Regions from separate parts of the Mus musculus genome. Here all the other regions are linked to region 3. Evidence: chromatin loops called from intact Hi-C (ENCODE). Cell type or tissue: heart. All regions are shown on one strand. Region 1 holds the start of Lrrc39 (leucine rich repeat containing 39). Region 2 overlaps Lrrc39 (leucine rich repeat containing 39). Region 3 holds the start of Rtca (RNA 3'-terminal phosphate cyclase). Region 4 overlaps Gm40128 (a long non-coding RNA gene).

The links. Peaks named below come from ENCODE experiments on the same cell type or tissue, not always from the same donor. Only the 100,000 strongest peaks of a DNase experiment are listed, where the experiment ranks them.
Region 1: a loop joins it to region 3, with 3 times the contacts of the local background. A loop is called at or near these places in 11 of 42 quality-filtered maps.
Region 2: a loop joins it to region 3, with 4 times the contacts of the local background. A loop is called at or near these places in 16 of 42 quality-filtered maps.
Region 4: it touches region 3 in a loop (8-fold over the local background); 13 of 42 quality-filtered maps call a loop at or near these places.

The regions. Positions count from the first base shown.
Region 1 is chr3:116,558,409-116,566,408 of GRCm38, reverse strand. Lrrc39 (leucine rich repeat containing 39) reads right to left here and starts at 3,426. Exons shown (of 9, transcript NM_175413.4): 1 at 3,286-3,426; 2 at 489-679. The coding sequence starts at 601. It also overlaps the pseudogene Gm9761. In heart, no CTCF peak of the experiment used is centred here; a DNase peak (open chromatin) is centred at 3,478; H3K4me3 peaks cover 2,981 bases; H3K27ac peaks cover 3,729 bases.
Region 2 is chr3:116,573,559-116,581,558 of GRCm38, reverse strand. Lrrc39 (leucine rich repeat containing 39) reads right to left here. Exons shown (of 9, transcript NM_175413.4): 6 at 3,995-4,140; 7 at 3,162-3,314; 8 at 1,918-2,054; 9 at 1-338. The coding sequence ends at 274. Trmt13 (tRNA methyltransferase 13) reads left to right here. Exons shown (of 12, transcript NM_030016.3): 12 at 1-831. The coding sequence ends at 147. Among named protein-coding and RNA genes, the nearest start is that of Lrrc39, 15 kb to the right of the region's middle. In heart, a CTCF peak has its summit at 4,044 (motif pointing right); no DNase peak of the experiment used is centred here.
Region 3 is chr3:116,503,356-116,511,355 of GRCm38, reverse strand. Rtca (RNA 3'-terminal phosphate cyclase) reads left to right here and starts at 3,181. Exons shown (of 11, transcript NM_025517.3): 1 at 3,181-3,411; 2 at 3,505-3,605; 3 at 4,378-4,521; 4 at 6,888-7,011. The coding sequence starts at 3,367. In heart, a CTCF peak has its summit at 3,092 (motif pointing left); a DNase peak (open chromatin) is centred at 3,175; H3K4me3 peaks cover 1,838 bases; H3K27ac peaks cover 1,465 bases.
Region 4 is chr3:116,832,651-116,840,650 of GRCm38, reverse strand. Gm40128 (a long non-coding RNA gene) reads left to right here. Exons shown (of 3, transcript XR_867574.1): 2 at 3,640-3,941; 3 at 4,367-5,294. Among named protein-coding and RNA genes, the nearest start is that of Gm40128, 4.9 kb to the left of the region's middle. In heart, a CTCF peak has its summit at 4,423 (motif pointing right); DNase peaks (open chromatin) are centred at 4,440 and 7,920; H3K4me3 peaks cover 608 bases; H3K27ac peaks cover 2,706 bases.

The DNA.
Region 1 (8,000 bases), 55 kb before region 3:
TTCATTATCATCTATAATTCCAGTCCCGGGGGCTCTAACACCCTCTTCTGGCCTCTGCGGGCTCTGCATGCAAGAGGTACACAGACATACATGCAGGCAAAACAACCACACATATAAGAATAATAATGAGAAAAAAAAATAAAGACTCTTTTATGGGTTGGAGAGATGGCTCAGTAGTCAAGAGCACTTGATTGTCTTCCAGATGGCCTGAATTCAGTTCCCAGCACCCACAGGGCAGCTCACAACTGTCTGCAACTTCAGTTCTAGCAGATCCAGTGCCCTCTTCTGGTCTCTATGGGTACCTGCACAAATATGGATAGACTTACATGCATACACTCATATACATAAAATAAAACTACTTAAAGAAGAATATCTTGTGTTTTCAGCACATAAAAAACCTGTCAAATTCAATGAGGCTCTTACTAAATGGTCGTTTTCAAATCTGAGCTTATGGGTTTTCTCTAATCTAAAACAACGTCACAGCATACTTATGCTGAAATTCCTTCTCCCGCTTCACGTCTTCATGGTGTTTCTTTATTCTTTCTTCCCAGACTTCCTTTACAGCACTGACGGCCCCGGTACAAACCGCACTTTCTGTCATGATTTTCCCACATTGTAGTCAAGTCATCTACTTCATTACGTTCTGAAGAGCTGAGTCACAGGACACCTCAGTAAAGACCTAAGTATACCAGACAGGGGAAAGACATCATGTTTCAGAATATTAATGATTGATAACAATCATGAGAGGTGATGTTTGCGTCCAGCTATTCCACATATATTTGCATGCCATATCTTATTTTATTATTTTACTTATTTATTTATTTATTTATTTATTTATTTTGGCTTTTTGAGACAGATTTTTCTGTACAGCCTTGGCTATCCTGGAACCTACTCTGTAGTCCAGGCTGGCCTCGAACTCCACTCCACCTGCCTCTGCCACTCAAGTGCTGGGATTGAAGGTGTGTGCCCCCACAGCCCATACCTTATTTTAAACCCATGTAAACTATGATGTGAGTATTTTTGTTGCCTTTAGTATTCATATGAGGAAGCTAACCCTCAAGGGAGCACACATGGTTGGAACAGGAACTGCTGTCCAATCCGCTTCCTTTGTTACCATGTCGTCCATGATAATGAAAACCTGCAACCAGACTTGCATCCAGCTATGGGAAAGTAATTAAGCTACGATACATTAGGCAAGTCTGGGGCCCTCAAGATGGCTCCACAGGTAAAGGTGGTTGCCACCAGCCTGACAGCATGCAGAGGCCCCAGGCCCCAGCTGTGTCTACAACATAAGGCTTCCTACAAGGAAATCAATTAAGCCTGGTTTTGTTTTGTTTTAAGATGGCTGGAGAGACAGCTCCATAACTAAGAGCGTTTGCTCCTCTCCTGGGGACTGAGGCTTGGTTCCCAGCATCCATATCCTGACGTTCCCACTGCCTATCTCCAGTTCATGGGGATCTGATGCCTTCTCCTGACCTCCAAAGGCATCCACACACATGTGGTATACAATTTCACAGAAATACATATGTGGTATACAATTCCACAGAAATGCACACAGAAATACATCTGTGGTATACAATTCCACAGCAATGTACACAGGAATACCTATGTTTTAGAAATAACAAAGTAAGTAGATAACTGTTTTGCATTTTTATGAGAAAGAGTAGGAGAACTTTTAGGAAACAGGAGACGGCTTGTGCAGAAGACAGAGAGTACAGTAGCAGAGGCCACAGGAAATGTGGCTGTGACCAGCGTGTGCTCCACGTGTGCATCACGATGTTGTGGAGAAACCCGTTGTTTGCATCTAACATTTAATAAGAAGGAAGAAAAAGAGGCAACCAAGTAAAACCAGCAAGGTAGGAAAAGCCCAGGAAATCCAAATGGCAAAAACAAAACAAAACAAAACAAAACAAAACAAAACAAAACAAAAACCCACAGACTGTACTTAGCCTTAAGATTCTATAGATTAAACCATAGTAAACTATCTATACATACCTCATCAAAATGGCCAATTGTACTAGACTGACTCTACCAACTATTGGTGAAAGTTTGGGTGAGAGGATTCCCCCAGTGCTTTGCATTGGTGGAACTGTGAGTTGGTTGTAACTACTTTCAAAGAGCATAGGTGATATACGAGGTATAGACATTCCTGCTCACTATGAACAAGTGTCCCCCAACAATGATTTTTCAAAATAGTATAATAATTAGTAATAATAATAATAAAATGAATGCATCATGGAATTTTGCTTTTTCATGGATACCTTCATTTGGCCCAGGACGTTTGGCTAATCATGTCTAAATTGTAGAATTAGAATTAAAATTATTTGAGGCTCATGGAGGCAGTCAGAAAAGGAACCCGAAAAGAGCTGTCAGAAGAAAACTTTGGGTTGCTTTGTCATCTACAATATGCAGAGTATTACTTAGAGAGGGATGTGAGCAGAGTGCGCGGAGCCCACAGACAGGAGCTGAGTGTGAGATCTTTCTGCAGTCAAGAGACCTTGGGATCAGGCATAATAGTATATGTCTGTTGATGGGCTGATGCAGGAGGATGGTACGTTTGAGAGCAGCTTAGGTACACCACAACACCTTACCAAAATAGGAAAGAAGGAAGGAAGGAAGGAAGGATAAAAAAGGAAAGAAAGGAAGTCAGGAAAGAATGGACAAATAAGAGAAGAGAGTGGGAGGTGGAAGGAGGAGCCTTGAAGAACATGTACTGGGGACCTTACTGCCTGGACATGTCACCTAGAATTTATTGTATCAGATGTTAATAAAGCTGATGTATGTACTAAATACTTTCAACCATATACAATTAAAATATTTCATGAATGCAAGCTATCTCCGTATTGCATTATCTTTATATAAACTCTCATTTGTTAACTTATTTCATTGCTTGACATTAAATATTGGTCATCTCTAATACTAATTTCCTTAACATGACAGATTTGCTTCAGAAAAAAAACAAGTTTGTAACAAGGCATTTCTGCATCTAGCTCCTTTGTGAAGGAAAGGCACACAGCACAGCAGCGAGCTAAGTGTGTCAATGACACGGTGGGGCAGCTGCTTTCAAAAGTTAAACAACTGAAGAAACACAACCTTAAACTCTAACTTTCAGGAAGCCTATCTCCTGTGTCCCAGAGGACGACGGCTAGGTAAGTGACCACAGCCCCCTTACAAGGCTCAGAAGTTATATCTGTGATCAGCTGATAAACTTTTTCAGTGAGATCGTCACCTGTAATTTCTTTAAGCAGAAGGAACGGAGGAAAATTGTTTCGGAAAAGCACTTACCATAGGGGGTTGCTGCAGCCAACATGCCCAGAGCTCCCTGATTCTCAGCTAGAATCAGATCCAAGGTGATTTTTTTTTCCCCCAGTGTGGCTCCAAATGACTAAAACTCTGTCGGGCTGTGACCAAGTGAAAAGTCATGTCAGCCTACTTCTAATTTTAGCTCCTGGACAAGGCTGAGAATAGCAAGAGTCACGTGGGGCTTCTGTGCAAAGGTTCAACTGATAATGTACGTGAGTGCGTTCCTACAGACACCAGGGAAGTCTCTGATAATGTACGTGAGTGTGTTCCTACAGACACCAGGGAAGTCTCTGATAATGTATGTGAGTGTGTTCCTACAGAAACCAGGGAAGTCTCTGATAATGTACATGAGTGTGTTCCTACAAACACCAGGAAAGTCTCTGGGAGAACCATTTCTTTTTAAATTAATTTAAATTTTTTAACTGTGTGTGTGTGGGGGGGGTGTTTTGTGTGCATGTATGGCTGTGTGCCACATGCATGCAGTGCCCTGCAGGCCAGAAGAACTTGTTGGGTCTCCTGGAACTGGAGTGATGGATGGTTGTGTGCTATCACATGGATGCTGGGAAATGACCCTGGGTCTCCTGCAGGAGCAAGTGCTCTTAAGCACTGCACCATCTCTCCGGCCTCTTGGAGGGAGAACAATTTCTAAGTGCCAGAAAAGAATTCTTTCTAAAAGTCCGTCCACTTTTCATGACTTACAGATCTTACATACTTAACAGAACATAGTGGATCTGTTGGAAGCAAAGCAACTTCAAAATACACTGATGTGCAACAGGACAAAGCCCCTCACTACCTTGAAGTAAAAGCCCCAGTGCTTCAGATGAATGAATAGGGAAGGTGTGGCGAGGAACCGCAATTTGTGCTGCACCTAAGCTTCAGTTTCAGGGAGAAATGGTTGACTGAAGCCCTGTCCAGTCCACCTCCTTCTGCTATCAGGTACACTCTCAAGCCTAGGACTTCAGACTTAATTAACTTTCCATTTTTAACTCTCAGCTCCCACAGACAGGACCTAATTCCATGTTCTTAAGAATTATACATACAGCCAGGTGGTAGTGGAACACACTTTTAATTCCGGCACTCCAGGGAAGCAGACACAGGCAGATCTCTTTGAGTTTGAGACCAGCCTGGTCTACAGAGCTAGTTCTAGGACAGCCAAAGCTACACAGAGAAACAGTGTCTTGAAACCTCTCACACCAAAAAAGACAATTATACTCTTAGCTTTTAAAAATCTGTACACATCTGTACACAGATAAAATATAAGAGGTAAAACTGAAAGACCTCCGAAGGGAGTCCCTCACTCAAGTCTCGGGATAATAGTGGACCCCCAAGAACTCATGAGAGACCAAACTTGATGCAAACCACAGGAGGCTTTATTCGGGAAAACCAGAGCTCTGGGGACGACTCATATCTCACGCAGGGGTAGAGGAGTCAACCCCGAGGGGACAGGGGTCCCAGGTTTTATAGGCCCTCAGGGGGGAAAGGAGAAGGGGGAGAGTAGGGGATTTCCAGATCTAAACAATGTCTATTCTAAAATGATTGATTCCTCAAGAAATGGGTATGGGGGCCATTTCGTGACGCCGCGGGACCGAGAATCTGTAGGAGCAGAGCCAGAGGGAAGCGGGTGGGCCTGTCGGAGCGTTAGGATTTGAGCTTGGGCCTTTTGAACCCAGGATCTCGAAATGCATCGTGATTCCTGTCCCTTGGATTGTAAGGTTTATGTAGGTAATCTTGGAAATAATGGAAACAAGACTGAATTAGAACGGGCTTTTGGCTATTATGGACCACTCAGAAGTGTGTGGGTTGCTCGAAACCCTCCTGGCTTTGCTTTCGTCGAATTTGAGGATCCCCGAGATGCTGCTGATGCTGTCCGGGAACTAGATGGAAGAACACTGTGTGGCTGCCGTGTAAGAGTGGAACTGTCGAATGATGAAAAGAGAAGTCGGAATCGTGGGCCGCCTCCCTCTTGGGGTCGTCGTCCTCGAGATGATTACCGCAGGAGGAGTCCTCCACCTCGGCGCAGATCCCCAAGAAGGAGAAGCTTTTCCCGAAGCCGGAGCAGGTCACTTTCTAGAGATAGGAGAAGAGAAAGGTCTCTGTCTCGTGAGAGAAATCACAAGCCGTCTCGATCCTTCTCTAGGTCTCGTAGCTGATCTAGGTCAAATGAAAGGAAATAGAAGATCAGTTTGCAAAAGTGGTGTACAGGAAATAACTTCATCTGACAGGAGTATGTACAGGAAATTAAAGTTTTGTTTGAGACTTCATAAGCTTGGTGCATTTTTAAGATGGTTTAGCTGTTTAAATTTGTTTTGTCTCTTGGAACAGTGACACACAAAACAATGTAATTCTCTATGGTTTTCAGATGGATCATAAGAGGCACGTGATATCAAGAATTGTTACTTTACAATGTTCCCTTAAGCAAGATTTAATTTTCTTTGAATTTTAGTTTTTCATAGACTGAAATAAACCTAGGTCCTGCCCAAAAAAAAAAAAAAAAAAAAAAAAAAAGAAATGGGTATGGGAGGGAAACAAGGAAAGAGTCTAATGAAGGTGCAGCAACTACGGATTGGCCCCGACTGTGGTTGCTGGGGAGATTTTCCGACTCTATCCCAGCAACCAATATAGCAACCAATATCATAAACACCTGGCAGTGAGGTGCAGCAGTGGGCACACACCTGGGTTCAAGGAACGGTCAGAACATTGGCAGACACACGGGTTCAAGGAGCAGCCAGAGCATTGTGCACCTCTATTTTTCTAAATCAGTGAAGCTATTTCTACTGACAATGAAATCTATTTTGCCAGTTGCAGGGCTTCTGTGACCTTTTACACTCTGTCAGGATCTTTCAAAACTATCTAATTTTTATGTTATGTCTACACACAGACGCATACACAATGCTTTAGTGCTGTGCTAGAACACAGGATCTTGCCGTATGCTTGATATGCACTCTACCACTGAGCCACACCCACAGCTCTTCAGAACTCTATAATATCATGTTCTGTTAGCATATATTGTTTCTACAAAAATAATGGGTTTCATCGAGTTTTCTCCATAAAGACCAACCTAGTCTACATGAGACCCTGGAGACAGAGACAGAGAGACTGAGATATTTATCCCCAGATTGTTTTCTGAGGGCTATCCTAAAGCACACTTCCTACCAGAGAATAAGTGTTTCCATATTGTCTTCAACACTTACCTTCCATCTGATCCTCCTGCATCAGCCGGGGTGCTAGGGCTAAGGGCATGCTGGGTTTTACATGGTGATTCCATGCAATCTGGGCAAGCACCGTCAACTGAGCTACATCCCAGACCTTCCCCGTATGTTGAATGAGGTATCAAGTGCACAACAAATTAAAAGGAGGTGTTTATTCTGCTTCATATTGGTGGGCCACTTTCAGTTCTATGGAAATAATTAATCTTTCCCAAGAAATTAGTGTGAATTATGCAACACTGTTTTCTGGTATTGGCCCAGCTTTTGAGAAAATCTTATGATCAGTTTGAAAAAAATCAACCATCTTCTCCTTTTTTTCTTTCTCCAAGGGTTTATTTCATGTGTATGAGTGTGTCACCTGCGGATATGTCTGCGGTGCCCAGAGAGGTCAGAAGATGGCACCTGATTTTCTGGAACTGGAGCTACAGATCGGATATGAGCCATCCCGTGGGTGGTCGGGAAAGCAACCTTGTTTTGTCGTCAGAGCAACAGATATTAACAGCTGAGCCATCTCTCCAGACCCGATTTGATTTGATTTGATTTGATTTGATTTGATTTGATTTGATTTGATTTGATTTGATTTTTCAGGTGACAGTCTTTCTGCATTGCTCTGGTTGATCTGAAGTTCTAGAGCTCAAAAAAGATTCGTCTCCCTCCGCCTTCTACCCAGCTAGGACCGTGGGTGCAAGCCTACAGGCCCGGCTTTTATGATCATTTGTAATATGCACAAACTGTATGAGAAATGATACAGTGAGGGTATTTTTTTTTGTGTGTGTGTGTGACAAGTGAGTTTTGCTCTTTATTATCAGCCATTTAATGTCTCCTGATAAAATTCAATACATTTAAATTTCATCTTAATTACCTTAGACTCAGGGCTAAATTTCTTTTTTTCCCCTTTATTTTATTTTAATTAGGTATTTTCTTCATTTACATTTCCAATGCTATCCCAAAAGTCCCCTATACCTCCCCCCCTCCACTCCCCTACCCACCCACTCCCACTTCTTGCCCTGGCTTTCCCCTGTACTGAGGCATATAAAGTTTGCAAGACCAATGGGCCTCTCTTTCCACTGACGGCCAACTAGGCCATCTTCTGATACATATGCAGCTAGAGACACGACCTCCGGGGGGTACTGGTTAGTTCATATTGTTGTTCCACCTATAGGGTTGCAGATCTCTTTAGCTCCTTGGGTACTTTCTCTAGCTCCTCCACTGGGGGCCCTGTGTTCCATCCAATAGCTGACTGTGAGCATCCACTTCTGTGTTTGCTAGGCCCCAGCATAGTCTCACAAGAGACAGCTATATCTGGGTCCTTTCAGCAAAATCTTGCTAGTGTATTCAATGGTGTCAGCATTTGGAGGCTGATTGTGAGATGGATCCCCAGGTATGGCAGTCTCTAGATGGTCCATCTTTTTGTCTCAGCTCCAGTAACTCCTTCCATGGGTGTTTTGTTCCCAATTCTAAGAAGGGGCAAAGTGTCCACACTTTGGCCTT
Region 2 (8,000 bases), 70 kb before region 3:
ATTGACCAAGGCAGACTCCAGTATTTACAGCAGAAAGGCTTCAGTCCTGCCTTACAGTACTATACGGACCCATTGGTGTCTCTGGAAAACGTATTATTAACTGCCGTACCAGCTCATCCGTCATCGCAGGAAAAACATCATCAATGAAAGGAAACATGAACGTGACGTTTGTCTTCCACAAACAAAAAAATTTAAATTATTTTTAAATTATATTTCGATATTCACAAAAATATTCACCAAGTAGTCAAAGTATTCCTTTTCAGCAGGGCTCTTTCAATTACTTTCTCCATCAGAATGTATAGAGCTTGGCATTTGAGTCAGACAGTTGACTTGGTCTTCTGAAAGATATAACACCAGTATATAATTATAGTGTGAACTCTGTGTATTAATCTGGTAAAGGTTTTATTTGATTTTTTTCATTTTTTGAGCTCCAGTTATAATAAACAGTATAAATTTATAACAAGGATCAATCTGAGTGTGAGGCTTTTTTTTTTTTCTTTTTTTCTTTTTTTCTTTTTTCTTTTTTCCCCGAGACAGGGTTTCTCTGTGTAGCCCTCAATGTCCTGGAACTCACTTTGTAGACCAGGTTGGCCTCAAACTCAGAAATCCGCCTGCCTCTACCTCCCAAGTGCTGGGACTAAAGGCGTGCGCCACCACGCCTGAGTGAGGCTTTTTTTTTTTTTCAATATAGGTCTAGAAAGAATAATTGTAATTATCTTGAACACAGACAAATTTAGAAATTTAAGAATTGGCAGCCGGGCGTGTGTGGTGGCACACGCCTTTAATTCTAAGTGTTGAATAAAGTCCATGTTCTCAGTATTTTTCACCCCAGATAAAATTACTTTTGAATTATTACTTGTAGATTATAGAAAACCAGGATAATGAGGAAGGTCTGTTTATGCTCAATGTGGCCCATCTACCACTTGGGAGACAAAAGTAATAATAAGTCTTTTATTTTTTTTTTTTTAAAGATTTATTTATTTATTATATATAAGTACACTGTAGCTGTCATCAGACACACCAGAAGAGGGCATCAGATCTCATTATAGATGGTCGTGAACCACCATGTGGTTGCTGGGATTTGAACTCTGGACCTTTGGAAGAGCAGTCGGGTGCTCTAACCCACTGAGCCATCTCTCCAGCCCAAGTCTTTTATTTTTAACATTTATTTATTTAATGTGAGTACACTGTTGCTCTCTTCAGAGACATCAGAAGAGGACATCAGATCCTGTTACAGATGCTTGTGAGCCACCATGTGGTTGCTGGGAATTGAACTCAGGACCTCTGGAAAAGGAGTCAATGCTCTTAACCACTGAGCCATCTCTCCAGCCCCCAAAAGTAATGATTCTTTAAGAATCAAATGGAGTTGGGGGCCTGGAGAGATGGCTCAGTATCTAGGAGCGTATCCACAAGAAGATGAGCTTTTCCACAGAACCCACATGGCAGCTAAACTGTAACTGCAGTTCCAGGGGATCTGACACGCCGCCCGCATCAGATCTGCATTAGCTCTTCATGCACATGCCGCACAGACATACACACAAAACAAGTTAGTTAAAATCTGCACTGAGGGCAGAGCTGTATCTCAGTGACTGGGTGCTTGCCACAGTGTGAGTCCCAGCCCTGGAGAAGTGGATTTACAGAGAGAAACCAGCAGAAGGGCGTGTCACTTCACATGGTTGTGCGGCAAGTGCCTGGCTGAAGAAGGATTTCCTTCATTCCATTTGAAATGCTGATTTTACGGCGTCTCCCCTAGTACTTATCAAAATTATAAACAGAATCAAAATTCCTTTTCCCTCATTCAGTGTTGGCCAGAATGACCACCGTTTGATAGAAACCCATAAAAGGATGACAAGATAGCACTTGATTGTGTACACATTTTCTTCAAAAATATTTCATCTGGTTGTTCAAACCTCATACCTGTTCTCCGGGACTCTTGTATGTATGCGTGCATAAACTGCAGCCCAAATAACTCCTGTTCTTCCTCTCCATCTGTGTTGTCGCTGGGAGGAAGCGTCACCTCCAGTCTTAGTGGGTTGTCTCGGAAGTTGACAAACCTAACAGTTCACCAGAAAACAGTGTTTTTATAGGTGCCATAGAAGTGCATGTACATATATCTTCCTGGAGAAAGATCAAATGACAGCATATTGAGTTACTACTTTTTAATAGTAATTTTTAACTATTTTTGATAACAGATTATCTTGCTGGGATCTAATAAATCCAAAAATCTGTAAGTTTCTGTGCTAGAAGAATCAGTATCGTCCACAAAAAAATCTTGCGAAGACACAATTAGCTCATAACATGTGAGCAAGTTATATCATAAGTGTATGGTTAATGCTACAAATATAGTTTTTATGGATTGTTATGGATCTGTGCTGTCACCATCAAGTACAAAGTTAAAGGTCGCTAGGTCAGTCAGTGCCGCTAGGTCAGTCAGTGCATGAATGACTGGTTGTGGACGTTTTAGGTTCAGGTATCCATTGCTTCACTCCATCAAGAAAATTACATTTTAGAGAGAATTTTATCGGAGTTCTACTAAGTAGCCCCAATAAAGTCTGCTTTCTATAGGCTATATACATTATCTGTGCCTATATGTAGTTATAAAGAAAGAAAATGATATTCTATTTTTTTAATTTTTGTATTGCAAAGAATGTTTATTAGCAGTAAAAAGAGAGGTATTATATAATATTGTCACCAACAAAAGACATTTCTTTAAATTCATAAATCCCAGTACTGTTTTAGTTTCAAGAACTCTTGAATAAGCTAGATTCATGTTACATGAATCACATTCATGAAATTATTAAATTCCAACATTGGAAAATATGTTTAATTCTTTTCTTTTTGAGCTGAAGAAATAGCTCAATAGTTAAGAGCACACTTGCTGCTTTTCTCCAGGACCCAGGTTCTAATCCCAGAACCCACATGGCAGCCCAAGCCTCTGCGTCCAGTTCTAAGAGATCTAATGCCCTCTTATGCCCTCCATGGACATCAGACACACAAGTAGTACACAGACAAGACATCCATACACAAAAGTAAGTTTTAAATACACACACACACACACACACAGAGTCCTGTAAATCACTACCCAAATGTATTGGTCGGAGTCTGCTTTACTCCATTTTGACCTCTGGAGAAAGTATGGCTGTGCGCTAACACCCGCTTACCTCAGATTCGTCATTTCTTCCATGCAGCCTGGGATATCTTGTAGTTTGTTGTTGCTGAGAACAAGAGTACCCAAGTTTTTCATATTTTTGATTGTCTCTGGCAGGCATGTTATTTCATTCCTCTGCAGCCACAGTGTATGTAAACTTCGCATTCTGGAAAATTAGAGTATGAATAGGATATGAAAAGCTGGACTTGTCATTTGTAACATTTAATTTTTAGATAACTAAATTAATCTATTCACTTATTTATTATTTAACATTCAGTAAAATGAATTTATTGATTTAACAAACTCCATTCTTTCTTATTACCTAATTGCCAGGGAAATTACATCAAGGAATTCACTAAAGATTAGCTTTTATCTGTCGGCAGGAATGAAACCAACATTTGCATGGTCATCTTTTTTCATGTTTTCTAAATGAACAGCTGTAAATGTCACCTAATATGAATCTTAAAATACAGAAACTAGTAATATTCCCATTCTGGGCATAACAATATTGGACTGAGGCCACAATCCCTGGGTTCAAATCCAACTAACGCCACTTGCTGAGACTTGGGCATACATAACAAACGTCTCTGCATCCTTCCCTCATCCTTTTTGTTGCTTAAGAGAAGGGCCTGGCACGCACTATCAGGTGCACATTGTTAATGTTTTGAATGCAGTTTTCCCCTCCCCAGATCCTCCTACATAATAATGAAATCAGGCTACTGAAAGAATGGATTTCAAACTAGTTGGGTCTGTTGTGATTATTCCTAGGCTCCTAGTTGTCTGGTATATTGCTTCTTATTTTTCCTAGGTGGCTTTGGATGATCAGTAGCAGAAAGTCTATCTTACCTGTCTAGTGAGTCAGGAAGCTGTTGCAGGCTGTTGCTTCCCATATCCAGCCACTCGAGGGCAGGCATGTCCAACACAGCATGAGGGATCGTAGTGAACTGATTCATACTCAGGTCAAGGTGAGTGAGTTTTAACAGTTTGCTGAGCTAAGGACGAAGTAAGGATTTTAAGTAATCATCCACAGTGTTATGTAAATTACTAGAAGACACACCCTGATGAGCTATTTCATCTAAAAAGTTCATGTTATGTAGATTTTGTTTAAAGTAGTAGCCCACACACAACAAATCACACATAGAGTTGACTGACTTCCATCATTCCACCTGAGCTTTGTTTAGACACAGGAGTCCACAACAAATAAAATGTAAGGATAATAGAACCTGGGCATCATGGTAAAAAATATAAATCCTATAAATCCTAGAGACTGAGGGCAGCTTGGGCTACAAAGGCAGTGTCTCAGAAAGGTGAGACAGGTAGGTGTGGTGGCTCACGCCTTCAATCCAAGCACTAGAGGCAAAAGGCCACATAGTTCAAGGCCATGTGGTCTATGTGGTGAGTTCCAAGACAGCCAAAGCTACACATCAATATCCTCTCTCAACAAAACAAAACAAGAAAATAACCTGGGCTAAAGTAAAATGAAATAAGAAAAAATTTCAGATACAACTTCTCTTCCAAGATAAATACTTTCCAGGGCTAATAGGACCTGTGTGGCAACAGTGACTGAGAATTCTATGGGAAAACAGTCTTGAAGGTTACAGGTCTGACCAACTTAACTTGTGTTCCCTATTCCAGACACTGAGCTTACTCAATAAGAATTCTGTGATTCGTCACCACGCACAAAGCTCAAGACCAAGTGGATCAAGGACCTCAACATAAAACCAGACACACTGAATCTAATAGAAGAGAAAGTGGGAAAGAACCTTGAATTCATTGGCACAGGGGGAAATTTTCTAAACAGAACTCCAATGGCTCAGGCTCTAAGATCAAGAATTGATAAATGGGACTTCATAAGGCAAAGGACATAGTCAATAAGACAAATTGGCAACCTACAGATTGGGAAAAAAACTTTACTAACCCCACATCTGATAGAGTGCTAATATCCAAAATATATAAAGAACTCAAGAAGCTAAGCCCCCCCCAAAAGAAACCCCAAAAAACAAACCAATCAAAAAATGAGTATAGAACTAAACTGAGAATTCACAACAGAGGAATCTTGAATGGCTGAGAAACACCTAAAGAAATGTTCAAAGTCCTTAGTGATCAGAGAAATGCAAATCAAAATGACCCTGAGATTCCACCAATCAGAATGGCTAAAATCAAAACCTCAGAAGACAACATATGTTGGAGAGGATATGGAGAAAGAGGAACACTCCTCCATTGCTGGTGAGATTGCAAACTGGTACATCCACTCTGGAAATCAATCTGGAGGTTCCTCAGAAAATTGGAAGTAGATCTACCTGAAGATTCAGCAATACCACTCTTGGAAATATACCCAAAAGATGCCCCACCATGCCACAGGAGCACGTGTACCACTGTGTTCACAGCAGGCTTGTTTGTGATAGCCAGAAGCTGGAAACAACCCAGATGCCCCATGACAGAAGAATGGATACAGAAAATGTGGTTCATTTACACAATCGAGTACTACTCAGCTATTAGGAATAAGGACATCCTGAGTTTTGCAGGCAAATGGATGGAACTAGAAAATATCATCCTGAGTGAGGTAACTCAGACCCAGAAGGACATGCATAGTATGTACTCACTAATATGTGGATATTAGCCAAAAAACAAAAAAACAAAAAACAAAAAAATGCAGAATACCCAAGATACAGTCAAAAAGATCAACAAGCTGAAGGGCCCAAGTGAGGCTGCCTCAGTCCCACTTGGGAGGGAGGGACCCAGCAGGGAAAGGGGATTTGGGGAGGGAGTGGGGAACATGATCTGGCATTGGGTAAGGGAAAAGGACTGAAGCCCTGAGGGCCAGCAGAAAGAATGGAAACAGGCAACCTCAGAGGTAGGAGGTTGGGTGACCCTCCAGAAGGCACCAGAGACCTGGGAGGTGAGAGACTCTCAGGACTCAAAGGGAGAGACCTTAGATGAAATGCCCTATATTGGGGAGAACTATTACTGAGGCTATGGAGCCCTCACAAACAGGGACCTACCATGACTCCCTCCAAAAGACCCAACAAGCAGCTGAAGGAGTCAGATGCAGATATTTGCACCCAGCCAATGAACAGAAGCTGCTGACCCCAGTGGTTGAATTAGGGGAAAGCTGGAAGAAGCTGAAGAGAAGGGCAACCCTGTAGGAAGACCAGCAGTCTCAACCTAGACCCCCAAGATCTCTCAGACACTGGACCACCAACCAGGCAGCTGATATGAGGCCCTGACACATATAGAGCAGAAGACTGCCGGGTCTGGGTTCAGTCAGGGAAGATGCACCTAACCCTCAAGAGACTGGAGGCCCCAGGGAGTGGGGAGGTCTGGCTGGGTGGGGGTGGAGGGAGTGGGACATCCTCATGGAGACATCCTCCTAGGGGAGGAGGTATAGGATGTCGAACAGTCGGAGGGTGTTTGTTCCCAGGAGGGGAATAAAATCTGGAGAAAGAAAGAAAGGAAGGAAGGAAGAAAGAAAGAAAGAAAGAAAGAAAGAAAGAAAGAAAGAAAGAAAGAAAGAAAGAAAGAAAGAAAGAAAGGAAGGAAGGAAGGAAGAAAAGGAGGGGGAGGAAGGGAGGAAGAGAGAAAGAAAAAGAAAGAGATAGAAAAGAAAAGAAAAAAGGAAAGAAAAGAAAAGAAGAGAAAAGAAAAGAAAAGAGAAAGAATTCTGCATTTAAGGGCAGTAGCTGACTTCAAGCTCTGTACCACATAGCACTGCGCTCAACCTATGAGTAAGTACATGCTGCTATGGCAATGCTTTCTGTCGCTCTGCTTCTCAGGGCCAGTGCCTGTCCTGAATCAGATATCTGTCATTACTATGAACACTCTTATATCTTGTTTCTATGTGGATATATTTGCATTTCTTTTTTTTGTTGTTGGTTTGTTTTATTTTGTTTTGTTTTTTTCAAGACAGGGTTTCTCTGTGTAACCCTGGCTGTCCTGGAACTCAATCTGTAGACCAGGCTGGCCTCAAACTCAGAAATTCACCTGCCTCTGCCTCCCAAGTGCTGGGAATAAAGGTGTGAGCCACCACTGCCCGGCTTACTTTTCTTTTACTTGTTATTTCCTCTTACTGGTTTTTGTCTCGTTTTTAGAATGTTTGTTGAGAGAGTATCCCTATGTAGCTCTGGCTAGTCAGGAACTGGTAGCCTCAAACTCAACTGCCTCTACCTCCTGAGTACTTCATAAAGGTCTGCACCACCATGCCCAGATCAATTTTAAAATGTATTCATAGTAATGCTCATAGCTCCAGTTTTTAAATCTAAAATACTTCTGTTCCCCACTTTTATGTGAAAAAACTAACTATGTAAATGGTTCACTGTGACACTTAAATAATCATGTTAATGAATAATTATGACAGCCACCACACAAAGGCAGTGCCATTATTTCTGTTTCATGAATAAAATGACTCAAAAAGGGTCATGTAAGTAGATGAACTCAAGATTTTTTTAAAAGATGTATTTATTTTATGTATATGAGTACAATGTCGCTGTCTTCAGACACACCAGAAGAAGGTATCAGATCCTATTACAGATTGCTGGGACTTGAACTCAGGACCTCTGGAAGAGCAGTAAGTGCTCTTAACGGCTGAGCCATCTCATCAGCCCCAGCCAGTGCTCTTAAGCACTGAGTCACCTCTCCAGCCCTGAACTCAAGTTTTTATAGACCTAAAGTCACAAAATTCCTTCCCTCTTTATCTTACTGAACATTTTAAGATATAACTTAATTAACTTTGGTGGCCAACATTCTGTATTTTGAATTCCTTCTGTCCCATCTTCACCGAGTACACAAATACAGAGTTTTTTAGTTATTGCAAAAAGGCAGGATGAGGAGACGGCTTTGGGGGTAAACAGTTCAC
Region 3 (8,000 bases):
TTAGTTGTTCCTAGGGCTCTTGAAAGATACTATGTAACTTTCTTCCATTCAGGCTTCTCTCGATTCTATCTTATTTTCAGGAAACAAACTAGTTTATCATCCTACGTCAGTAGATCCTGATTCCATATATGATTGTGTTCTTATCTTTGTTTGTAGCCGGGTTTTGGAACCTATTCACTAGATCTGAATGGGGCATTGCTACTAGCGCTACTAGCGCCAAGTGATGCAATTCTTGACTAGCCAACCGTGTTTTTGGTTAGTAAAACTAAGAGGGAGGGAAGGACCCAGAGAAGAAAGGGAGGCACCCAAGGAGGAAGGGAGGGGGACAGACAGAGACAGACAGACAGAGACAGAGACAGACACTGTAAAATGAACCTAGAGTCTTGCATAAGCTAAGCAAGCCGTCTATAACCACTGAGCATCATTGCCAGCTCTCTGCTTCTTTATCTACTAGTTTTGAGACAGGATCTCGATTAGCTGTCTGGGTGGCCTTGAAGTCATGATTATGCTTCTATTCCCCCAGCCTGCTTAGTATCTGGGATTACAGGCCCGAACCACCAAGCCTAGCTTAAAAATGGAATTTTGAGACAGCTAATGTTTATCTTCAATTTTAACTTAGGCGATGTTAGATTGCTTTGCAATGTGCTTGTACAAAATAACTTGTCTAGCAGCTGAGAGTGGGACTATTCTTTGTTTCTCATTTGACAGCCTTAGAAGTAATAGGTATTTACCTATTCAATGGCATTATGGTGTTAAAGTTTCTTAATTATTAGTAAAGTTAAACAGGTTTCACGTGTTTATTGGTTCTGAGATGCCGCCCCCCCTTCCCCCTCCCAGTCTGTGTAGTTCTGGCCTGGAACTGGTATGTACTCCAAGCTCCTACAGCTCTATCTGCCTTTGTTGATTGAAGAGATGTGCCACCCACACCAACCCTGGATATTGATTCTTCAAACGCTTCCTTCATGTACTTTTAACTGTTTCCTCTCTGTTGTGTGCATTCATTTTTCATTGTTTTCTTATTGATTCTTCTTTTGGGGGTCAGGGTTTTACATAGCACCCCCATTTTGAATACATACAATTGTGGCCAAAAACCAAACCAAACCAAAACCCAAACAAGCAGACCTGTTGAGCTTGCTAGGCAGACTCTACCAACTGAGCTACACACCAGCCTTCTTGTTGACTTTTCTTGTTGACTTGAGTGGGAGCTCTCTAAACTATGCAGTAACTTCTACAAAAATGAGATTCCCTGCTGTTCTTTGGTTTGACAATTTCCAGTTCTCATACACACAATAACCAGAAAGTTCTAACTTCACTGATCTTGTGAGGCTTTTGATGTTAATTTTTTTTTTTAATGACATAGGCGTTATTTCTGCTTTGGGACTGTTTTAAGTAATACTGCTTTTGAAACTTTAGACAAAACCTTTTGTGAAGACACATTTTCTTTCTTTCTGTCTGTCTGTCTGTCTGTTTTTTGGTCTTTCTGTCTTTCTTCCAACCTGAGAAGAATTCCTGGGGAAATCCCAGTTCTGAGTGTCTCTGTTGCCTATACTCACTCCTTCAATGCAGGTTACAATATCACTTACAGCTTTTTGGACAGTTTCTACCTCATACTTCTATCTTGTCCACTTCCTTCTACCACCCAAGTAACAGCAGGAGTTCGGCTTTAGAAAGCATAAGCTGGGGTCGAGACTATAGCTGTTTGGTACAGTGTTTATTTGGCATGCATCAAACCTCGACATCAGCCTCCAGCACTGTGATTAATAAAAACAAAAAGGATTAGCTTTCTTCAGAGGGTGTTATATTTATGTAATAGGAATCTAATATGTATGATAATCAAGGTACCACAGGGAAGATGGCTGCTCTTCCATAGGACCCAGGTCAGATTCTCACCCGTGTGATTGGTGGCTCACAATCCTCTGGAATTCCAGTCACAGGGAATTCGATACCCTCTTCAGGCCTCTGTGTACAGATGAATGTGTACACATTATGCCCATTCACATAATAATAATTTTTAAAAAGTACAACATGTATATTCGCACAGCAGCCTTGCTTCAATGTCTTATTATTTCCTGTCTGTAAAATTATATCACTGGTATCTCCTTTTTTTAGGTTCTTAGGCCGCTAAACCATCTTCTGTACACTATAATGGGTTTGTGCCTCTCCCTTTGGTTTAGCGGACCATGAGACAAGGAAGTTTCTCTGAGTCTCATGCTAGGCCATGGGAAAAGCCGGAGTTCCCGAGCCAGCCGGGGGGCAAGTTTGTCATCCAAGAAGAGATTTTTTTTTAAAAAAAGATTTATTTATTTATTATATGTAAGTACACTGTAGCTGTCCTCAGATACCCCAGAAGAGGGCATCAGATTTCGTTACGGATGGTTGTGAGGCACCATGTGGTTGCTGGGATTTGAACTCAGGACCTTTGAAAGAACAGTCGGCGCTCTTAACCACTGAGCCATCTCGCCAGCCCCAGGAAGAGATTTTACAGTTCTAAAATCTGCTAGACCACTTTGCAGAAGAGATTGAGTCGATGGCAGGTCAGTGTTGGCCTGGACCACACCTAGATTAGGACTGCTTGCATGTGAATCACTGTTGCTCTCTACTTAAACCTAAGCTTTCCATCAGAACCCTGAAGATAGACTAGGTTTATTTATTTATTTTTTTCTCTTCCCAATGGGACCACACGTAACAGATCTCTTCTTTCTGCCTTCCATTAATACTTATTTCTTGGCTTGGCTACTGAGAAGGTGTTGGCTGAGCCTACTTTGTTAAGGCCTGCCAGGGGCCAGGCTCTGACGGTAACATTTCAAGTAACCATTCACATCTTGGAGCACGTTCCAGATTGATTTAAGTAATCTACATGCTTCCAAAATACTGTGTTAGTACAGTATCGAAATTAGGCGACAGTGATGTTTCATCACACAATTCAGCCTCATTTCCCAGTCTTTGAGGTACCCGAGGATGCTGGAGAAGGCAGTGCTTACACATGATTGGGAAAATAAAATACCAGCCTGGGGGATAACTGAAGAATGTACCTGTTGGGGGGAAAGGGCTTCTGGAGCCTGAAGGTTTTGCTGTGTCACCCCCTTGTGGCCAGCCCAGTTCCCTGCTAGTTTGGGTACACAGTCGCACAACGCCCCGCGCGGCCTCTCTGAGCGCTGGGTGGAGCGCATGCGTACAGCTGCCGGCAGGGTCCCCTGGGGAATTCGTTTCCACAGCAACAGTTTCCCGGGAGGCGCGGGTTCTTTCTCCTTCCGGCGAGCTCGGCCCGGAAGCGCACTATCAGGCCTGCGGGCTTGCGGGCGCCTCGTCTTTTGCCGGTTGCAGCAGGGACGTGGTCGCTGCCGGCCGGGCTCAGAGGCGCCCGCCATGGAGGGCCAGCGGGTGGAGGTGGACGGTGGGATCATGGAAGGGGTGAGTGTGGGACTGCTAGGGGCCGGGGCGAGCCGTGGCGGCGGGGGCCTCCATTCAACCTCTGTCATTTCTCCACCCCGGTGCTCTCTACAGGGCGGCCAGATCCTCAGGGTCTCCACCGCCCTGAGCTGCCTCCTGGGCCTACCCTTGCGCGTGCAGAAGATCCGCGCGGGCCGCAGCACGCCGGGCCTCAGGTACTGCGGGCGGGCGGGCGGGCGGGGAGTTTGGGTAGGGGGCCTGGGAGCCCGGAGATCGGAGCCCGGGTTCTAGGGGGGAGGAGGCCCGGGCGGCAATTAAGAGTGCGGCCTTTGCTCTCCGTTTCTGTCCATAGGGCAGGCCGCTAGTTGTCCTTAGGACGCCTTGAAACAGGGTAGCTTGTCCATGTTCTTGTCATGGTAGGTTTATTGTTAATTGTTCTTGCAAGATATCATCTAGTCCAGGGTAATCCGGAACTTCTCTGCTAGGGTGAATAACCTTGAACTTTCGATTCTCCTGTTTCCACCTCTCAGATGCTATAATTACAGCTGTGTGCCACCATGCCCAGTTTATGTGGTTCTGGAAATAAAACCTAAGGCCTCCTCCACACTGTGCACGCCCTCTACCCACTGAACTACATCCCTGTTCCTCTAATCTCACCCTCTCTTTTCATAAGAATAGCAGTCAAATTGTATTACCGCACCCCCTAATAGCCTCCCTTATGTTGATTGTACCTTTAAAAGGCCTGTTTAAATGATCACATTTTGTGTGGGTTGAGGCCTCAAGGTGGGAATTTAGGGATGAGGAGTACATAATTTAGGTAGTACTGGTGTCACGGGGTGGTCATTGAATGAAATCAAAAGCCCCAGACAAAGTTCTCCTGTTGGAAGACATCACACTTGTTTTCTGGCCATTGCTTTTGTAACTGTCATAGAGTGGGGTATAGGCAGTCTGATGGCACACGTTTTGATGCAGTCTTATGACCTGAAGGCCTCAGCATTTATCTGGACTGGAAATGGTTCGTGATTTGTGTGGCGGGCACCTGGAGGGAGCAGAAATCGGCTCAACAGAGATAACCTTTACCCCCGAGAAGATCAGAGGTGGAGTCCACACGGCAGATACCAAGACAGCAGGGTATGTATGTCTCACTCAGTCCTCCATTCAGACCTGGGTTCAGATGTAGATTCTTTGGCTTCGAGGGAGTGCTCTTTGGACCTTTTGAGGTTCAGTTTTCTCCCTTTTTAAAATGTAAATGATAAGCCTGCTTGTTTAGTTGTAGCTGTTATTATTTACAGATTTCTTTTTGGTTTTTGTAAGGCAAGGTCTCCCTGTAAGTGAACACTAATGTTGAACTCATCCCGCCTGTCCCTGTCCCTACTGCCCCCACCCCCAGGGGCTGAGATTGCAGGCCTGTGTCACTACTATACCTGGTTTTCCCTTATTGTCTTAGTAAGTACCCATGTAACTCTAGAAAGTGTCGGAGGCTCGCCTTGCATGCCCAAGGTCCTGGGTTCCATCTCCTGCTGTGCAGGGAGATGCTGACTCTAAACATCCCAGCTGTCCCGGTTACCCCTCCCCCCTGGGGATGGAGCTGGACCGAGTTCAGTGCTTGATTAGTGTAAAGTTGCCGTGTCCAGTTCCCACTACCAGAAAATAAACAAAACAAGAGTCATAAAAAACCCCACCCAAACACACTCAGCCTCCTGGGAAATGGGTGGCTTAACAAACTGCTAAGAGCCCCTCCTAGCGTCCCACGATGACAGACTGTGGAGAGGAAGCAGCGTTTGCTTGCTTTTGTGCACTGTTTGGTTGATTGCATCCTTATTTTGCGTCTGGTACTGGAGTGCTAGCCCACTGCCTCAAGAATTCTGGCCAGGTTCGTTGCCTGAGGTTCATCCCCAGCCCCCGATTGCTTCTTAAAGTAACCTTTTTTTAAACTGCAATGCTCTGTTATGAAGCATTTGACAGAGTAAGACATTATATTATAAACCTTTTGACAGCCCAGAAATAACTTTAAATGAATTATGGTTCTTTTAGGAAGATGTTTAATAACCCATGGTATCGGACCTATGGTATAAGCAGACTTCTTGGCAAAGGCACCTGTGATTAGGTTTAAAATGAGATCTGTCAAGTGGGAATGTTCCTAAGGCAAGGAAAAGAATTTGACGTGTCTTTTCATTAGTACATTGTTATTTTATACAAAAAAGAAAAAGTCATAGTTATAATTAAGACAGTCGCAAAATTTGAAGCTGAAAGAGAAAGCATTTGTTCTAAAACTTCCATATTGTAAATTAGGAAGTCAAACCCCATTGGTGTTAAGTGACTTAGCCTCCGTCTTGGAGTCAGGGTAAGAAGTGACATTAGAATTTAAGTCTTTTGCCTCCTAATCCCCCCCCTTCCCCAAACAGGGTTTTAAAGTGTAACCCTGGAACTCACTCTGAAGACCAGGCTGGCCTTGAACCCACAGACATCCCCCTTCTCGTCTCCCGAGTGCTGGGATTAATGGCGTGTGCCACCACCACCTGACTATGCCTCCTAACTTTTAGAAATATTATTTATTGTATTTGTTTGTGCGTGCACACACACATACACGCACATGCATGTGCATGCTCCTGTGTATACACACATGTACACATGTATAAACATTCATGCTTTGGAGTGTGTGTGAAGGTCAGGGGAAAACCTATGTGACTAACTCTGTTTATTGTGATTGGTTTTATTTTCAAGAACAGCAATTCATTTTAAAAATCTGACTAGATACTTCATTTTTAAAAACACTTCACATTCTGTGCCTAAGTTTTGTGATTCTTCATGTCGACAATAAGGAGAAAACTCCTTGTTAAACATTCTGTTTCTAGTCACATGAATTCTCTGATGGGAGGAACAGTGCTGTGATTTGATACTTGAGTAGTGTCCTGTGCATGGTGACAGCAACAGCCCAGGAATAAGGGGGTAGGTCTTGGCTGTTCCAAATGCATTTTCATAAACTGCTGCTTTCAGGAAATCTTTGAGAAAAAAATTTGAAGGTTTTATTCTTTTGTTGTTAGTTTGGTTTGGTTTGGTTTTCGAGACAGGGTTTCTCTGTATAGCCTTGGCTGTCCTGAACTCACACTGTAGGCCAGGCTAGTCTCAATCTCAGATCCTCTTTCCTCTGCCTCCCAGGTGCTGGGATTAAAGGCATGCGCCATCACTGCCTGGCCATGTTTTTATTTTCAATTTAACTTAATTTTTTTTGGTGATGTTGGGTACTCAACCAAGGCCTTACAAATGAGAGGCTGAAGCCATTTACCGTTGACTCACTACCTCAGCACAGTTTGCTTTTGTCTTTCTGCTTTGAAATACTTCCGTCAGAGTCAGGATTTTTTTTACCCTTCAGACACTGAAATGTTTTCTAACTTTTCCGTTGTCTGAGCTTCAAGTCACACTGGCGTGCAGTAACAAATACAGCTGTTCTGAGACTCAAACGACAGTCCAGTGAAGCCATTCTGCCTTTTCCTTAGGAGTGTGTGCCTCTTGATGCAGGTTTCAATGCCCTGTGTCCTGTTTGCGGCTTCCCCGTCGGAGCTCCGTCTGAAAGGCGGCACCAATGCGGAGATGGCCCCGCAGATCGATTACACCATGATGGTAAGGGCGCCATGGTCTCTGTTTAAATGTCGGCAGCATCCTCACAGACATCCTGTTCACACATTTCCTAGTTCTTTTGTAGGAGAGGGCACAGGTTAGGTTTACTTTAGGGTTTGCATTATAAATTAAGATAGTGTTCAGACTGATTCTTTTTAAGGACCTAAAATATAATTATGTAAATTATCAGTTATCATATAAATTGCCTGTTTTTATTTTAGTGTTGGCATGTCTATAAGGAAGAAAATGGGTCCAGGTTGAGTATCTCTAGTCTGAAATACTGAGTGAGCCAGAATTTGAGCCAGTGAGATGGCTCATTGGGTGAGAGCACTTGCTACGCTAGCCAGATGACCTAAGTTTAGCTCCCAGAACTGAAGAAAGGCCAGAGCTAAGTCCTGAAAAGTGACCTCTTGACTATCACACTCCCCTCCCCACACACACACACTCAGATAACACAATTCTTAAAGATAACTATAAAATTCAAAACTATTTGAGTACCAACATGATGATCCAAGTAGGTGGACATGTCCCACCTGACTCTATGTGGTGTGCTGTGGTCACAACCTTGGGGCACAGGTCACTGTAAGGCGGTGTGCAAGGTCTGTGTATAACGAGTGAAACACAAGTCAATTTCATGTTTGCATCCTGTGTGTTTGTGCAAATACTACGGACTCTGAACAAGTCAGATGCACCTCTGGCTCTGAGCATCTTCAGGCAAGGATATTCAATCTGTATTAGTGGTTTTTTTCTTCTCCAGGTTTATTGTGGCATAGTTCTTCACAACTAAATTTACTCCTTTAAATGTACTTTTAAGAATTTTGTACAAATATATATCTGTGAACCATTTCCAGAACCAAAGTGAGGGTAAAAAAAAAGTTTTATTAAAAAAGAAAGAAGGAAAATTACAAACCTTTGTAGCTAGTTTTGTCCCCAGCTACTGCCAACCACTGTTCTGAGTTCTGCCCTTTCACAATGTCATACAAAATACAAAT
Region 4 (8,000 bases), 330 kb before region 3:
AGAGAGTAAAAATTTTTCCTTTTAGTACATGTAGTCATGTAGCCACCACAATCAAGGTACAGATTATTTCTGCCACCCTAAAAGAATCATGTTTATCCCTACATGGCCAAATCTGTGATAACACATGAGGTGGTTTGAATAGGTATTATCTCCATAGACTCATGTGTTGGAATGCTTGACTCAGGGAACGGCAGTATTAGGAGGTGTGGCCTTGTTGGAGTAGGTGTGGCCTTGTTGGAGGAAGTTTGTCCCTGTGAGGGTGGGCTTTTAGGTCTCCTATGCCCAAGCTACACCCAGTATAACATATAATTCCTTTCTGCTACCTGGAGATCAAGATATAGAAATTTCTGCTCCTTCTCCAGCAGCATGTCTGCCAGGATTCTATGATGCTTTCTGTTACAAAGTGAATAGACTAAAACCCTGGAATGTAAGTCAGCCACAATTTAATGCTTTTCTTTATAACAGTTGTCTTGGTCATGGTGCTTCTTCTCAGCAATGAAACCCTAACAAGACAGAAACTGATACCAGGAACTGGGGGTTTGCTGTGATAGGTCCAATCATGCTTTTGTTTGGAGGAATATTTATTTTGAGACATTGTATTTGGAAAGCAGTGGGATGCTTTTAGCAGGGCACAATGGGCCATACTAGCAAGAACATGGAAAACAGTGTTTCTGAGGGTGATTTAAACTGTGGGGGCTCAAGGGGCTTTAGAGGGGAAGAATTTTAATATGCTGCCTAAAGATCATTCTTGTGGCACTTTGATGAAGGATGTGGCTGCTTTTTGCCCTTGTCCAAAGAATCTGTCTAGGGCTAAAGTGGAGAGATTTAAATTAATTGCATCGGCAAAAGAAATCTCAAAACAGCCTACTATAGACTTTGTTCTGTGTTTCACTCTTATCAAGAGTGTTTTAATGAAATGGAGAAAACAAACGTAAAAATGGAATTTAGGGAGTGGTAACTTCAGTGCGAGATCCCACTCTGCTAAGCTTCAATCTTGTGAGAAGGAATTAAAGAAAAGCTGAGGTACAGGCATGGCAATAGACTCCTTGAGTTCCAACAGAAGAAACCTTTAATCCCAGCACTCAAGAGACAGAGGCATACAGATCTCTAAGTTCCAGGCCAGCCAAGTTTAGAGAGAGAAGAAAACCATTGAAAACAGAAAACTGGTAAAGATAAAATTGAATAAGGGGGCCATGTTCTGACCCCAGCAAGCAGCTGAACTTGGCAGCTTCAGCCATGTAGCTCTGGCTCTAGAGTCAAAGATAGAACTAAGGGGATGTAGAATCTCTCTCTGCAACTAAGGAAAACTGTTGAGTCCAGGCATCTGGCAGGGGTGTCCCTGCATGGAGGCCCAGAGAAGCCATTTTGTGAAAGAGTTATGGAATCTCCTTCTGTGACTAAGGAAAGCTGCTGAGGCCAGCCAGGAGTACGGCAAGGGCATCTGCATGGAGGTCCAGAGAGCCCATTGTGTGAAGCTAGACAGGTGAAGCCTATATTGTCCTGGAGACATACCTGCCAAAGAGAGCTGCTAACAAGGAGAAGAACCAACACAAGAGAAAAAAAAATGTGTTGCAGTCAACAAAGTTCAAAGGAGTTGAAGATCTGAAGAAAATCTTGGCATTAGACATGGAGATGCATGTTGGGATTAAAGAATTGACACACAAACGATACACATACAGATCTCAGTTAAGCAAGAATCGTTTATTGAACACCACACCCAAGACTGATTGATTAGGACCACAAAAGGACTCAGGAGCCTACTTGTGGTACCAGTCTGTTCTTAGGGCAGATGTTTTATAGGAAACACCAAGTTCAGAAGTTCAGAAGGCAAAGGTGAATGTAGTACTAGATTTTGGCTAACTTGGGATCTCTAATCTTAGTCCCTCACTGGTTATTTTTGTGAACGGAAAAAACACATATTCTACCCAGTTACCTGGACAGCAGTCAGTTGCTTCTATATATAACTTAAAATCTATTCCGTTTTTTGTCTACTGATTTTCTGATATATACTGGATTGATTTAGGATGTTTTCCAAGTTTTTTTTTTTCCTTGAGAGTTTTCAGTTGCCTATTCTCATTTTATAGATCCGCCATGACATCCATCATAGACTGCTTCTTACTAGCTTTGTTTGTAAATTCAATAGTTTCCTAACTTTAAGAAGTTTTATGTGGTGGTTTGACTATGTGTGACCTAAGAAATAGCACTATCAGGAAATGTGGCCTTGTTGATGATGTGTGTCACTGTGGGGGTGGGCTTTGAGGCTCTCCTTCTAGCTGCCTGAAGATAGTCTTCTCCTGAGAGCCTTCAGATCAAGATGGAGAACTCTCAGCTCTTTCTCTAGCACCATGCCTGCCTGGATGCTGCAGTGCTTCCTGCTAGGAAGATAATGGACTGAACCTCTGAACCTGTAACCCAGTCCCAGTAACAACCTTCATGAAAGTTGCCTTGGTCACAGTGTCTCTTCACATCAATGGAAACCTTAGCTAAGACATTTTGGTTTTATATTTTTCTGCTCTGTGAATTGTCTATTTCCCCAGGAATCATAAGTTTCTTGTAACTGTGAAAGGATTAAGGAGCCTGTTGCAACTTAAGATTGAAGCCATGGAAAGTCTAATAGCTCATACTGTGAAAGAACAAAGTTTGTCATTAAACCAGCTTTACCTTGAGTAGGTAAATTACATATGCAAGCCCCCTCAGGACTCTGGTAAGGAGCTGGGATAGCCCCTGACAGAGGACTCACCTTCAAGGAGCCAAAAGAGCAAGGTCCGTGCCAGACTCTTGGTGGGAGGGAAGAGCAGTTCTAAACCAAAGGTTATTTGTTGATTGTATTGATTTTCAAAAACTTAACTGTGCTGGTTAAATTTTGGTCAACTGAACACAGGTAGGGTTATCTGGGAAGAGGGAACCTCAACTCCAATTGCCTCCATCAGACTGTCCTGTGCACATGTCTGCAGGGAATTTTATTGATTAATAATGGATGTTGGAGGAATCAGATCACCATGGGCAGTGGTCCTGGGGTGTATAAGAAAGCAAGCTGAGAACCAGGCATGGTAGCCCATGCCTTTAATCCCAGCACTGCGGAGGTAAAGGCAGGCAGATCTCTGAGGTCTAGGCTGGCCTGGCCTACAGAGTGAGTTCCAGGACAGCCAGGGTAAAACAGAGAAACCTGTCTCAAACAAACAAACAAACAAACAAACAAACAAACAAAAAAGAAGGAAGGAAGGAAAGGAGGGAGGCAGGCAATCAAGCTGAGTGTACTACGCTGTCAGTGCTCCTCCCTGGTTTCTGCTTCAGTTCCTGCTTCTCCTCTTGCCCTGACTTCTCTTTACAGTGGACTGTGATAGAGACATTCGAGTCAAGCAAACCCTTTCTTCCCCTAGCTGCTTTTGATCCTGGTATTTATCACAGCACCAGACAGCAAACTAGAACACAGACTAGGATGTGTGATGCGGTCCCGCGGACAGGGAAGTCATAAGTAAAAACCAAAGAGCAGAGTTCTGTTTCTCTGTCGATAGCAAAGGTTCGCAGACACCCGCTGGTTAAAAAAAAAAAAAACAGCACACGTTTCTTCCCTAACAGAATCTAGGCACAGATTCATGCAGCCCTCTGGTTTTCACCTGCAATCCGGGTATTTTCCAGGGCTCGGATCTCAACTGGAGAGTGATCTGCCTCTGGGTTCATGTGATTGTTAGAGAAATACGACTGCGCTTGTCCTCCTGCACCAATGGCTCCATTTCTTGAAGGCTGACATCCATCACCACACTCAGCTCCTTTTCACAGCACTTCATAGTGTGGCTACGTAGTCACATATGCGAGCCCAGAAAGCGACTGAGACAGCCGGGACATTATACGTACACCACAGGACGAAATCATAGACATAACAAGCCATCCTGTCCGCTATGCCAATGGCAAACTAGTCGTGCGTGCCATCTACATTCAAGGTAAGGAGAAAAGGGCGATTCTCTGGAGGTTTCCATTCCCCAAGCTGATTCTTCAAAAGCTCTTAAAGGCAGGGGAGATCCAGTGTGGACTTAGTCCTGCTTCAGGATAGCATACCACCAAGGAGAAAAAGGCAGTGGATACGTGTGACCCTTAGAGCACAGGGAACCTAGAGGGATTTGGGGACAAGCTGAGGCAGAAGGACGCCTTAAATTCTTTGTATCTAGCCGGGCATGGTGGCGCACGCCTTTAATCCCAACACTTGGGAGGCAGAGGCAGGCGGATTTCTGAGTTCGTGGCCAGCCTGGTCTACAGAGTGAGTTCCAGGACAGCCAGGGCCACACAGAGAAACCCTGTCTCGAACACCCCCCCCCCTCCAAAAAAAAAAAAATTCTTTGTATCTGACCTATTCTTTCTTTGGGCATAGAACCACCTAATAAGGAAAACCCAAGACTGAAGTCAACACATGTAAATGTCCACACGGGGGCAGCAGACACCAGGACATTGTGTTCCGAATGCCTGACTCCGAGGAAGAACAAGTTCATTTCCTTTTATGGCAGCTCACGGCTCCCCCTGTCTGGTCCTTGAATGGCAAGGGAGGTGCTTGCTTGTTTTTTATTCCTCCATCCCCGTAAAGCTCCGTCCCTGATATGTCCCCAATAAAGACAAAGGGCTGTATCCTGCATAACCCGCAGAGCAACAGTGACTGGGGAGCAGCAATGAGGGCCCCCCTGAAACAGGGACTTAAGGAGACTTCCACAGTCCAAGAGCCCACATGTCTAAGTCACAACTGTATCGCAGTCGGTGTCGGGTAAAGCCCGTCTTGTTCAGAGTTGGTCCAGAATTCGTGCCCTCAGTGAAGAAGCTTCAGAAACTCGCTGGCTTCTACCCTGTGAAGATTCAGAAAGGCATCATCTAGGCAGCAGGAAATGAAGCCTCCTTAGACATCAAACCTTCAGTATCCTCGATCGTGGTTTACAACTGTAAGGCTTCGCAACTGTAAAGTACATAATAGCTGGCATTTTGTTATAGTGCTATGAACAGAGACAAAGGAAATTGTAGTGACACATTTTTTATGAAAACACCTCTTGCATTAAAAATAAACTAATTTCCCAGATCTTGCCACCATGTTAATAAGGTGCCTAGAGAGCATTCAAGACTGCATACTTAACCTGCTGTCCTACTATGCATTCAGCCTATTTACGTTTAACCTGCCTTTGAGAGAACAATATACCCAACCTCACTATATCTTGGATTGTACATGGAATCAGCTTTTACAGCCTAAGTTAAGTGATAGCTTTAACCCATTTATAAATGCTTATTTATTTTATGTTGTGATCAAGAATATCTTGCTTGCATGATTGTGTGTGCACTAGGTGCCCCGTCGACCCACAGAGAGCGTCAGACCTCATGAAACTGAAGTTACAGATGGCTGTTACCTGCCACATGGGTACTAGGAAATAAACCCAGGTCCTCTGCAAGAACAAGTATTCTTAACCATTGAGATGTCTCTCCAGCCCTACATAGCTTTAATCTTAAATTACAGACTTCCATGCCCCTGACGCAAAATTATATATGTATGCATGCATGCCTGTATGTGTGTATATATGCATGTATGTATATATGCATGATGTATGTGTGTGTTGTGGTAATCGCTTGCTGAAAATAGCAAACAAGTTGAAAGCAACATTAAAAAATATCAGCCGGGCGTGGTAGCACACGCCTTTAAACTCCAGCACTCGGGAGGCAGAGGCAGGCAGATTTCTGAGTTCGAGGCCAGCCTGGTCTACAAAGTGAGTTCCAGGACAGCCAGGGCTATACAGAGAAACCCCGTCTCGAAAAACAAAACCAAACCAAAACAAAAATATCCACCATAAATGTTGCAAACAACATGGAGAAAGCTTGATAATGTGTGTTTGTAGTTCTGTGGGTTTCTGGGTCAGTCGTGTCAGTAACATGACCTCTTCCCTTATAAAACTCTCCCGCTTACAGTCTGAGCAGTGTCTTCTGTTAGCTCTCCTAGAGTAAGCTCACCTTTGACTGTAGCAACAAACACACAAGAGAATTCTGCCCTCCCCCCAAGGAAAATTAAACTCTCCAGTGACTTGGTTTTGACAAAACCCTGAACTCTTTTGGGCGTCCCCAAAACAACGGCAAGCAGGTATGATGCCTGCTCGTTCTCTCTTTTCATTTTACTGAGTTTGCCCGAGAGACCAACCAGATGAGTCCTGTGGCGCAGTGGTCCGTGCCAGGAAACTGGGTAAGGTTGACTGGGTTCACAGACCCCAGGTCCCAGGGACCCATCTGAGGATGGTAGGCATGTCTCTGCTCCCTACCAAGATTCCTGGCCCAGAACATGTGACCCACAAAGGGACATGACCAGTGGTCATGTAGCCCAAAACAAAGATCTCCCCTTGCTAGTGAGGTATTTAGAGGCCCTGAGGGTTTAGCCAATAAGCTTCCCTTCCTGGACATTCCTTTCTGCAAACGGTATTTAATTTCTGGTCTACCCTGGGGAAGTGATAATGGACCCATTTTCCACAATGAACGGTCAGAAAATGGTATGGATAAGCATGAACCGCCACTTTCACCAAGAACTACCATGGGGAACATGGAGAAAGCCTTTGTCTACAGAGCCATGCTGCCTAAGTCTCCCTCAGAAGGCCCCTCAGGGTTCCTGGACTCATCATCGCTAAACTAAGCTAGAGTTCCCCTCCCCCCAACGCCACCAGGCTCATCCTCAGCCCACTGGCCCCCTTTGTTCCTGACTCTATGGTTTCTAGTGGTGACTGGATGTCCAGGAGTCAGGGAACCCCAGCGTCAGCCTAATTCTCTGTTATTTCTCACTGGGGCTGACTGGCGTAGGGTAAAAGCAGTCTAGTGTTTCCCTCTAGTTTCGCAGCCCCAAGCAGCATTCCCACACCCCAGTGTCAAGGCAGGATGCAGGACCACAGCCCTGCTGGAGAGGTTTGATAGATTCTCAGTCTGGGACATGTCTAGGGGGAGAAATGAGACAAAAGCAATGGGGCTGGAGTAGGGTCCAGCTTCAACAGACCCCTTTTCAGCAAACATGACTCCAGGGAAGTGAGACAGTGCATACTCAGGTGCAACTACTGCTGGTACGCCTGCTGCCGAGGAAGACTTAAGACAGGACTTAACCCACAAATAGACTGTAAACACAGATGAGAAACACAGAGAGAGACACACACAGAGCAGGGGAGGTATAGATAAACACATAGATAGACAGGTAGGTAGGTGGGTAGGTAGGTAGATAGATAGATAGATAGATAGATAGATAGATAGATAGATAGATAGATGGATAGATAGATAGATGGATAGGTAGGCGGATGGATAGATAGATAGATAGATAGATAGATAGATAGATAATATAGATTTATTCATATACATACATAGTTACATAGTTACATAGATACACAGACACATAGGTACATAGATAGAGATACATTGGTAGGTTTTGTAGTATACTTCCACCTGAGTGAGACTTTTAAACAAGACAGCATGAAGCTTGCTGATCAACCACCCACTCCTGCACTTGCTCAGAAGTGCTGACAGGATTCCCAGAAGAATAAAAGGAGGCTTTTCAGGGAAATGGCAGGCTTGCTGCCAATGGTAACGCATAGGTTGCAGGGCTGTGTACTCTGAGGCACTAACAGCAGATCTTTCCATCCAAGCTTTAAGAGCATTCAACTTGAGTGTGTTCTTAAAACTTAAATTTTTAGTGCTGGGGATTGAATCTAGGACCTTGCACAGGGTCTCTTAATCTTTTCCTCCCTCCCTCCCTCTCTCCCTCCCTCCCTCCCTCCCCCCTCCTTCCCTCTCTCTCTCTCTCTTGTATGTGTGTATCTGTTGTGTGTATACCTCTCTTTTTCTAATATTAGGGTTTAAAAAGGAGGTTTCACAACTAAAAATAACCAAGTTAACACGATGTTCTTCCCCACGCGCAGTCGGCCTCTGTCCACCTAATACAGCTGTCTGTTGAAGTCTGCCAACAGGGCATTTAAAAATAGATGGCTAGTCTCCCCAGTAAGGGTGTTGCATGA